Regions from separate parts of the Mus musculus genome. Here region 1 is linked to region 2. Evidence: chromatin loops called from intact Hi-C (ENCODE). Cell type or tissue: left cerebral cortex. All regions are shown on one strand. Links, peaks and the distances in the headings refer to the core of each region. The heading gives the core; the rest is flanking DNA. Region 1 has its middle 92 kb from the start of Gm35542. Region 2 has its middle 18 kb from the start of Gm26331.

Evidence for each region. A loop is a pair of places that touch in the nucleus more often than their neighbours do. Peaks named below come from ENCODE experiments on the same cell type or tissue, not always from the same donor. Only the 100,000 strongest peaks of a DNase experiment are listed, where the experiment ranks them.
Region 1: a loop joins it to region 2, with 2.1 times the contacts of the local background. A loop is called at or near these places in 3 of 42 quality-filtered maps.

Annotation. Positions count from the first base shown.
Region 1 is chr8:89,308,348-89,313,724 of GRCm38, forward strand. No RefSeq gene overlaps it. Among named protein-coding and RNA genes, the nearest start is that of Gm35542, 92 kb to the left of the region's middle. In left cerebral cortex, for the core only: no CTCF peak of the experiment used is centred there; DNase peaks (open chromatin) are centred at 360 and 2,300.
Region 2 is chr8:89,569,309-89,574,685 of GRCm38, forward strand. No RefSeq gene overlaps it. Among named protein-coding and RNA genes, the nearest start is that of Gm26331, 18 kb to the right of the region's middle. In left cerebral cortex, for the core only: a CTCF peak has its summit at 2,730 (motif pointing left); DNase peaks (open chromatin) are centred at 552 and 2,703.

The sequences.
Region 1 (5,377 bases), core at 223-5,222, 260 kb before region 2:
TTTGGGGTTTGTCCAGTTTTATATTTTACATTCCTAGAACAGAGAGGTGCTTTAAGCAAGTATGAGGAAAACAGAGAATTCTCTACTTAAAGGTCCAAGTCAGCCCTGAGAAATGCCAGGATTTTAGCAACAAAACAAACTCACAAGCCTTCTCCATTCGTGAGAGTCAGGCTGGTTTCCTCTCAACAAGGTCGCAAGGCTCTTTGCTGGAGTGTCTCGGTCCAGCAGTAGATTGGAAAAATGTCCAAGCAGGGGACGAGAGTTCTCTCCCGGATGAGTTCATTTCAATAGTCACTGTGTTTCATCCGATGCAGCTGGTTACATTTTTAATAGGCAGATGGCTAATTTTACAGTTCCAAGCCAATCTCTCATTGGATAGCATCCAGAAAGCCCGTGGTAGGGTAATGCCCAGCAAAAAAGTTCAACAGGACACTTGGGGGGAACATATGCTAATGCCAGCCCTTTTACTTAACCGTCTTTAGAAAGAATATTCAGGGCTAAGCTGGGGGATTTTCATGGACGGGAGCCTAGCACCAGATGGGTGGCCAGCTAGGACATCTTTAGGGCCTAAGAAAATGCTCTTAATCGGGCTTAGATGGTCAGAGAATCAAATAGCACCAACCAGGCATTATCGAGTCATTTAAAACAAAACAACAAAACAAAACAAAACAAAGAAAAGAGGTGTACTCATTTGTACACATGACCCAGCTAACCAGAGAAGCCGTTTTCTCCTGTCCACAGTCCACGCTGTCATAAACATCCTAGGACCACCTCTATACTGCAGCTGCCCCTTCCTGTGCCTGACACATCTGAAATTGTGAATGTCCCCCTCTCCCCACAGCTCCACAGGTGACAGTCCCCTTCCCCCAGGGCCAGAGAGGGAGGGTATCCGTTGAAATGCAGCATTCTTCATTTTAAACTGTTTGGAAATCGACTTCTCTAAAGCAATGGGTATTTAGACATCTCAATTAAAAGGGAATTGGAAATATCTCCCATTTTGCAGGGCATGTAATCTAGCATCTCTTATTCTCTGTATAGGGACTTTGCTTCCCTTGTCACAGAAGGCTTTGAAATGTCCTAAAAACAATCTCCCCCACAGCACAGAGTGGGGGTAAGGGTGGGAGGGATTAAAAAAAAAGAACCAAGGCAAAACCAACAAACAATTTCTGGGGATGGTAAAAGTCTTGGAAGCAAAGTCCCTTGGTCTCCCCCCACGTGATGAATCGCCATAGGGTGCTGGAGAAGGATTTAAGACCCACAATAGCAAGCGCTGTTGTTTAAATGAAGCAAATGTTTACCTCTAAGCAAAATAAAAGATGAGGATCAGAAGGAAGAAGGGATCAAAAGAGCTTTCTCTAAGCAGATTTATAAAAGAGAGTGATTTTTTAAATGATTTCAACTCCTACTTTATAAAAATATTTTATGGGCCACTTTTCAGAAAATAACATGCTTCATGCCTCTGAAGAGTTTCCCTCCTCAGATCTCTTCCTGGAAATGGTGACAAGACTTTTATCCCCTGGGTTGCCTAGGAAAGACCTTGTTTGAAACAACGCAACACAATCAAACAAAGCCCAAAGCCAGTATCGGCACAAGGACATCAGGACCCCCCCCCCCCCCCCGCAGAAAATAACCTTCAAACCTCAGATTGAATCTGGAAACGCTTCGATCAGAGTTTCTTCCAGGGATCTGGGAAGCAGTTCATTTTCTTGTACCGAACAGGTTGTGAAAAGAGTTTTCTTGCAGAGTTTTTGTTTCATAATCAAAATAATTCAAGGGAAGTGAAGTGACTTTTCTTTTGAGATTTTTTTCCCTCTCTCTCTCTTTCTCCTGGTCAAAGTAGAAGGAGAAAGAGAGAGAGAAAGAAAAAAATCTAACCGAATCTAAGACTTGCAGACAAAAGTTATAAACAATAGGGAAAACCCTCAAAGATAGATTATAAATTATTCTGTCACTAAATTAAAGTATTAATAGAAGAGAATGTCTAAAAAATGTAAAATGAGTACTGGTTAAAATCACTCAAATCAGCCTGCCAGGGAAACTTCTTTCTCGGATTAATACCCACAAATACATTGTATCATTCTATTTTTAAAGTGTATTTTCACGAAACTTTATATTAACAGAACAGGAAAAAAATGTGGAAAGGGGGGAAAAATCCAAAAGACAAGCAGAAATAAGGGCAGTTTTTCAACTACAAGCCAACTGTTTGCTCCACTTTGCTTTCTTTAGCAGTTCTCAAGGTATTTAAAACTTGAACATTAAAACTGCAGAATAATTTGCAAATGAATGCAGTTGCAGTGCGAAAATATAACTCACAGCTGAATGTGGGTTATTCAGACAAATGGCTGCTTTGTTCGAGTAGGGGAAGTAAAGTTCTCTGTTAATTTATTACAAACTGCAGCATTTCATCCCTGATGTCCAGGCAACAATGTTTTTTATTTCAAGTAATTTATAAGCACTTCCCAGAGCACTTAGCAGCGATGTCCTTGGTTGTTTGGCTCCCAGAACCAGAGTGTATATGTATTTACTGTGGGAATTTGTTTTTAATAAAACTGTTGTAAGGCATTTTTATTCCTTTGCTTTGTTACATTAAAACATTCTCTGCATAAGTAATGTATTTTATCCCATGTTGAAAGGCAGCAGATCACAGCCGCCAACTGTATTGGAGGGGGGAGCTCAGAGTGGGGAGAGGGGGTGGCATAGAGAATGGGGATGGGAGAGGTAATGTTTAAAGGAAACCAGACCGTTTTTTTTTTTTTCTGCTGTTAGGTGTGGTCTCTTCCCAAGGCTCTCAGGGAAACAGCGATTAGAAGACCACCAGCCCCTTGGAAGTTTCCAGAAGTCCCAGAATGTTAACATTCCAAACTAAAATCCATTCAAAAACTGATCTCTACATTTTTGAGGGAAATCTACAGATACCCAGGTTTCTTGTGGATATTTGAGAATTACAATTTTATTTTACATATTTAGCCTATTTTTTTTTGAGACAAGGTTTTATTTTGTTTCCTAGGGTTTTCTGGACTTGTGACCCTCCTGTCTCATCCTCTTTCATAATACAACCAGGACCATGGTTGTTCATTACCACAGCTACCATAGCTTCTGTGAAACAAGATGAAATTGTGGTGCAACTTTAGCTCTGATGAAAGATTTAGGGAATATTCTAGAATGATCTTCCCCCAGAGGATGATGTCCACCAATGTCAAGAGTCTTTCCAGAGAATCTCTTCAGTGGCCTTGAATCACCCTATCTTCTCAAGAGAGGACGGGTAGGTGAAGTCACGGGCTCATCTGCCCATCCGTGCATTTAACCATCTTTTATGCAGTTTCAGTAGTCTCTAAACCTCAGCAGAGAGAAGAACGCGTGCTGTGTCTCAAAGAGCTGGTGCTGTAAGAAGCTAACAGGTCATTTCCACAAGCCTGTGTGTGCAGCCTAAGGAATGCTGTCTGTATAAAATGAATCACATGGTACTTTACTCATGAGCACAATCAGTAGACTTTTTGGCTCCAACATAAAGATTCCAACACTTGTAGCTTCCTGGCCGTATAGTTTGCACACTTGGAAGGTAATTTCCACACTTTTGCCCTTGCTTCAGCAGATATGCTATATGATGCAGTCCATCCCATGTTTGCTAGTGGACATAGCCGATAGAATCTTTACCTCAAGCCTATCTCAGGCCTTGCAGCTTCCTGATGTCTGAGGGTTATATAAAAACACAGCCTCATACTTATCTAGACACGTCCGAGAAGTTCTTTATAATTTTTAAATTGCTTTGACTTTTAAAAAGAATTTTGATGAGCAATGACTCTATAACAATAGATTTTGAAATTTATTGTTTAAGAAAACAAAAACAAAAACAAAAACAGGGCAACTGTTTGAACAAATTATCTTTAGAAGAACCTAGCTTCCTGCACCCTGTTCATTATGGCCACTAACTTCCCTAGGATGGAGAAATAAAGGGAACTAGAGATCACTGTGCCAATCGACCACAGGATAAATATTTATTATCCATGAACGAAGCCTGTTGGCCAGAGAGCTGGGAGAATCCAGGAAGCAGGTCTAAAGTGCCCAGCCTGCCATGCTTGCCCATCTCTTAATATGCTGTCGCTGTCCCTCGTGGAGAAGCAGTGGTCCCCTGTGCTTCCTGTTCTCTTATTAAAAGTCAACATAACCTTAAAAGACTAGCTTCCAGAGGCGTTCTTCACATAAGTGTTCCAGCCTTGATCTCTTCGGCCTTCTGTCCTGGTGGCCACATGAATGTATATATTGTAGGATCTTTTACAATTTCGAAGACCTATGGACAACAAGAGCCTTGATTGTCTTGCTTGACCAATGGGCAGGCAGGTTGTTTGGGAAGAGAAAAAGTGCAGGTGCTGGAACGAAGCATGGGTGTGGCTGTCGTTGGGTTTACAGAGCAGAATATCCTGCCAATCCTCTAAGCCCTTACAGGGTTCTCAAGAGACCCAGTCCACAACACAACCCTCCTCAGGGCTCCTAACAATGTTTGTTCTTTGAATAAAGAAAAGTGCCAGGCCGGGCGTGGTGGCGCACACCTTTAATCCCAGCACTTGGGAGGCAGAGGCAGGCGGATTTCTGAGTTTGAGGCCAGCCTGGTCTACAGAGTGAGTTACAGGTCAGCCAGGGCTACACAGAGAAACCCTGTCTCGGAAAAAAAAAAAAGCCAAAATTTTTTTTCCTTTCCTTTTTCCCTAGTAAATAAATTAGCTTAAGATTTGATGGAAGAAAAGAGAGTCTCTCTCTCTCTCTCTTTTATTTTTTTGGTGGGGTAGGGGAGGGAAAGAAAACATTAAGAGATAACACATCAATCTCTGGGTTGGCAGTGACAGCTGAGCATATTTAGCTGACATTGAAAACAATTATCTATCAATCAAGCCATCTTCGATTCAAAATTTGCCTAAACAAATATTTACCACGGATAACGAATCTCAGTGTTTTTGCAGGGTCTGGTCTGCCTGTTAGTCTTCTAAATGAACAGATCTCAGTTATTACTGCTTTCTGCCAAGCTAATTTTTAAACTTCATTTTAGGCATGTTCCTAACATAAGATTATGGTGTCTAACCCATGTGTCTCAGAATGCTGGGGAAGGACACATACTTAGTCGCCTTAAGGGAAAGGCAAGATGGTCAAGAGACTGAAATTCTGTCTCGCAGTGACCACTAAATACAAGGTAATGGAAGAGACCAAGCACTAGTGGCCCTTAGTGTGAAGCCCTGTATCTTCTCATTTGGGTGTTTTGGTGTGGGTCGTCCACAGCAGGTGCACAGTACCCTTGTAAACAGGTGGCAAACTCTGAAGGCATATCTCCCCAACCCCTGGCCCCAAATCTGCTCCTACCATCATGTCATTGGAACAATGGCTTTAC
Region 2 (5,377 bases), core at 289-5,288:
TTAACTTTTCTCAAGAAGAGCCTTCTTCAGTTTTCTGTGCATGAATCCACGAGCTGGCCGTTCTTGCACAGCTAGTCAACAAGTCTAAATCCTTATCATCCCTGGGGCAGATTTGTGATGCATTCTTAACCTCGTGTTTTCCCTTTCTGGGGGTTTGTCCCAGGGGAGGCATCCTCACACACCTTGTGGACAATTAACGTTACCCAGAGAAAGAAAAACAAAATCAAAATATTGGAGGGGCTGGTGGGCATCCAGCCATGCCAGTTCCCACCATTCTTCTGCGGAGCTGTAGCTGTGTTCAGTGGTCGGATCTGAGAAGCCACGTTAGCTCTTGGCTGCGTAGCTGCCGGGTCTGGCGCAAGCTGATGAGATGTGATTATCTCCATGCAGAAATACCAGGGTGGTTGGGAGATAATTTGAAATGAAGTTAAAAATGAAACGGCACTAAAGCTTTTCTCCCTTGTGTCAAAACAACCACATCTTCTCCATTCCTTCCTTCTTCCCCCTTTCACTTTGACGACACTGGTTCACACTGGGGGTGGAGACACGCCTTCTTGCAAACTGTAATCCTTGGCTAATTTTAAATTTCAGATGATTCTGTTTGAAAGACAGCTCTAAGTTTCTATCAAAAAAAAAAATCAGCTTCCGGAGATCACAGATAGAGGTTGCCATGCTGGCTTTACTGAGTAAGCCTTAGACACTGCTATGACTCACAGACTCGAAGTTTCATTTTTCTATACTAACACTATTCGGGTATGAATAGCATGCCTTGATAATAAATGACATTCGGTTGCAAATGTCTTTGAACTTTAGCTTAAAAGAAGTGAAAACAGATTTAAATACATTTCAAATGTTAAACACTATATTTATTGAATCATTGCAAATGGAGTTACCGCGTCAAGTGACAGGTTTTTTTTAAAGCTATGTAAATGTTTCTTTCTTTAAATAGATGTATTTTAGTGCGAGGTATATGTCTAGGCACTGTCTAAGCTTGCAGCAATAATTCTCGATTTACAAAATCAGCAGTGAGGGTTGGGAATTCAGCTCAGTGGTAGAGTGCTTTCCTAGCAAGCACAGGGGCCTGGGTTCTGTCCTCAGCTGGGGGGAGGTGGGGGGGGGCGACAAAATAACAAAATCAACAGCGAATCTTGCAGTGAGAAAGAGTCCATTGCAATCATTAATATTATCCCTCTCTGTGCACACATGCAGTAATCAGATCCCTCGATGAAAACTTTTTAAAATTCTAAAGTTTGATTTCAGGCTTTGCCTTGTGTGTGAGTGTGTGTGTGTGTGTGTGTGTGTGTGTGTGTGTGTGTGTGTGTGTGTGTGTGTAAAGTAGCTGAGTTCTTCTGCAAGCTTCAAAAGTTCCAGCCACATTGTTGAAAACGAAGTTTGAAGTTATTCTGAACAGGGTTGTACAGCTCTTGTGTTCACTGCAGAGTTGGGGGTGGGTGGGGGTGGGGGTCATAAAAGCCGAATTCACTGAGGGCAGAGGGAAAGTCTTTAGAACTCTGTCCGCCCCAGCGCCATCAGTCAGTTAAGAGGAGTATCTGCAGGGTGCCCCCCTCTTCCCTTTCTGCAGTGCTAGGGATGTTTATGTGGATAGAAAGGGATGACAATTAGTTATATTTATCCATTCTGGGTCCATTTAATCCCCACTGTTTTCACTCCCATCAAATCCATTATCCCAAACAACGCTGCGTATGTCTTGATGGAGTTGCATGCAGACTGGCCTTGTTTACTCCGAGAAGACGAATTTTATGGCAACATTAAATACATAGTGAAACCTCACCAACGCAGGCCCTTGGCAGAGGGAAGTCATCCTTGTGGCTCCTCCTATCTGCCTTACCCCATTGCAGTTTGACTTGGTCCTTAAACTCTGGACCTTTCTCCCCCACGTCCCTACATTTTCTCCACAAGTTTTTTATTTATGGTCATTGAGTCCATGTGTTTCCAGAGGTCACAAAAAGCAACCCCATCTTCAAGCAGCCAAAGTCTTCTCTCTCTCTCTCTCTCTGAAAATGGCTTGATATTGATATTACTCCTAACAATTCAGGCTTTCTTTTTTAAGCCCAGTTTTTAAAAAAGAAAATAAAAGAGAAGAAGAGAAGGAGGGGATAAAAATGTAATAATAATAATAATAATAATAATAATAATAATAATAATAATAATAAAAGGAAGAAGAGGCAGAAGGGAGGAGGGGGAGGAGGACTCCCTTGTTTGTTTAGAAAGAAAATCTTAGGTGATCTTACTTACTTTCTTTTCTTTCAGCACTTCTTTGTCTCCCAAAGCGTGTTGCCTGCTACTATGGAAGCTGCAGAAGTGATTTGATCAGAAAATGCAGACCTGTGCTAGCTGACAACCACACAGTAAGGGTGAGGACATCATATGTGTTTGAAACTCCTGGTTTCACTAGGAAGAAAAAACACACTGTATGGCAAACTTTATTATTTAGGCCTTAACACACAGCCAGGACGAGTGGCTCAGACTAAAGGAAATCACTGCTTAATTCCACAAACATTGTTGCAGCCCAGGAATGGCACACACACACACACACACACACACACACACACACACACACACACACACACACACACACACACACACACACACACACACACACACACTCAAAACTTTGAGAGGTCCCCTCCATGAGTGCCATCCAAGCACACCAGTATCAAAACGTGCGGCGCAGCGCCATCTGCTGGCAGCAGGTGCGTCACCTAAATCGCCCCGGTCGCAGAGGGCTATACTAGGTAAAGTGTAAAGGGCTCAGAACCTTTTTCCGCTTGGGGTTCGGGCTGCTGGCCAGCCCTGTTTGCACAAAACCATAAAGAGTAGGCAAGCGACACTGTGTAGAGAGAAAACTGCGCAGGAGAAGCCGTTTCTCAAGGCCTGTTCAGTGTGTAAACCGGGGAAGATGGATAGGTTTGTAAAAGGTCCCCAGAGATCTTGGCCCAGGTTTCTAGCATTCAAGAAGTAGGATTTCTTTGTGTACAAACACAGGGGTACCTTTCCCCTTTCGTTCTGTCAGTCAGCAAGGTATCCGCAGGCCTGTCTTCACATCGTACTGTGTGCTCCGGAGAAGCTGAGCAGTTCCCAGAGATAGCATTGGGACCTAGGCCATTGCTTTCTTGTTGGCTTTAAAGGGGAAAGGGGACACCAGGCTGCCTTTATTCATCAGGTCCACGAACTCCCGGTGTTCCATCCCAAGGGCGGAATCTGAGATAGACTCAGCACTCATAACTGGACTATGTGGACCAGCAGACAGGCCATTTAAGGAAGACCCAACTCCCACCCCCGAAGTGACTGTGAATAGCACCTTATCCACAATGGCTCTTTAAGACCCTCATGCGGGCACGAATCTTAGCAGTTTCTTCTTGTCCAACTCTCTCCCACCTCACCCCAGGCACACAAAGCAGGCTTAGAAGCAAGGGCAGGCACAGCTCCATTCCCACCTTCCATGGGCCGCTTGCTCCTAGCCTGCTTGGGGTTTCTCTGGGCCTCATAGAAGACAAGCTGGTGGAGGGGGTGGGGGTGGAGGTGGGGGTGGGAGCTGGAGTGACTAATCTCCCCAGTTACTCTCCCTTTCCCCTCTCCCCAAACTGTTAGATTTTTAGAAAGGAATGCAGGACTTTAAGCCTATGTTTACCGGGATTAAACAAGCCAAGCAAGCAAATTTGAATTGCCCATAAGAAGCAAAGGTGTTTTGTTGCCACAAAATGTCCCTCCTTTCTGTTTTTCTCCCTCCCTCCCTTCTTCGTTCCCTTCCCTCTCTTTACCTCCCTCCTCCTTTCTTCCCTTTCTCTTTCCCTCTCTATGCTCCTCTCTTCCACCCATCTTTCCTCAGTACATCTCTCTCTCTCTCTCTCCCTCTCTTCCCTCTTTCCCTCTCTCCTCCCCCTCACTCACTCCTTGTTTGTTTCCTCCTCTTGTCTCCCTCCCTCTCTTATCTTTGTTTACCTTTTGCTTCTTTCCTTCCTCTGCTCCCTCCTCCTTCCCTCCATCTCTCTTCCTCCCTCCCTTTCTTCCTCACTCCCTCTCTTGCTTTCTCCTTTGTTTTTGTTTTTTCTCACCTCAGTGCTCTGTCAGGGCCCTCTAGGACAAGTCTTTAGATGGGAACTGAAGTTGACAGAGACAAAGTAATTTGCCCTGCTACGCAGTGAGGTCAAGGCAGCAGAGGCAGAAATTAGGTTTCTAAATTCAGTCTGGGGCTTGGTCACCTTTATTACCCCTTCTGCTCCAGGACAGCCCACAAGGTAGGGAACCCAGTGATGGAGCCGCCCGGCCTTACAGAGTCATCCCGGGGACCAAGACCCATCAAGTAAAATGGCACTCACTGGTAAGTACCCCTCTAGTCACCTGTAAGCAACCTCACCATTGTGAATTGTCACATGGCAAACCCTCGTCTTTTTTGGAAGAGCCCCAAACTTTTCCTTTCTGTGACCATTGTTCCAGTTTAAAGGTTTGTCTTTTTGTGTGATGCAAGTGTTTAGAGCCACTTGATAGACAAACCCTATGAGACTGCAGCTTTCAGATGCAGCAGGGATCACAGTTTTTTTTTTTTTAACCTGCTCCTTTTCTTTGGTTGAAAAGAATAGGAGAGCCTTTGGTTGGGAGCCATGCCTGAGCCTTCGGGATGTGGCACTAAAGACCCAGCCCATTATTCTGGAACTTCTTCTTGCTATGACCCATTTAGGCCCAGAGGCAGTGGTCTGGCTCAAGTACCAGGACACTGACCCTGCTTCTCAGGAGCTCTCCCATCAGCCATTGTAATCTTGCAGACATCAGTGCTGTGGGCTAAGCTGGCCTTTCCCTCATCAGCACCATTTACTCTCCTTCTTTAGTATGTGTATTTTAAATACAAATGTGATTTCAGTGCCCACTGCTTTGGGCAACCGAGGCTGCTTGACTACTGTCCCTGATGTCAGTAGGGCTCTGAGGACTGGGGTGCAGTTTTTCCTGCTATGTGCCAGGTAGAACTTCACCAACAAATGGTAATGCAAGGAGCTGGTTTTTGGAAACCGAGCATTTTAGGTCCAGATCAGATACAAGAATTTATCCCCCAGCTTGAAAAGAAGGAAGACATAGCTTAGACCTAGGAAGTACAGTCTCATAGTTTTCTAAGACACCAGAAAGAGAGGCAAGCAAGGGCATGGGGGAGGTGATTAACATTGTGTGCCTGCCTCCCTCACTCCCCTTCTTCATTCAGTCTTCCTTCAGACTCTCTGTATATGTCAGCCTTGAACTACCTTCTGTGAGAAAATAACAATGGACAGAGGGAGCCAGAAGGTTGGAGAACACGGCTTGCCTTTGTAAAGCCTCCTGTTCGTTGGGCCTAGTTTCCCAAGACCAGATTCTGTTCATATCCCTTACT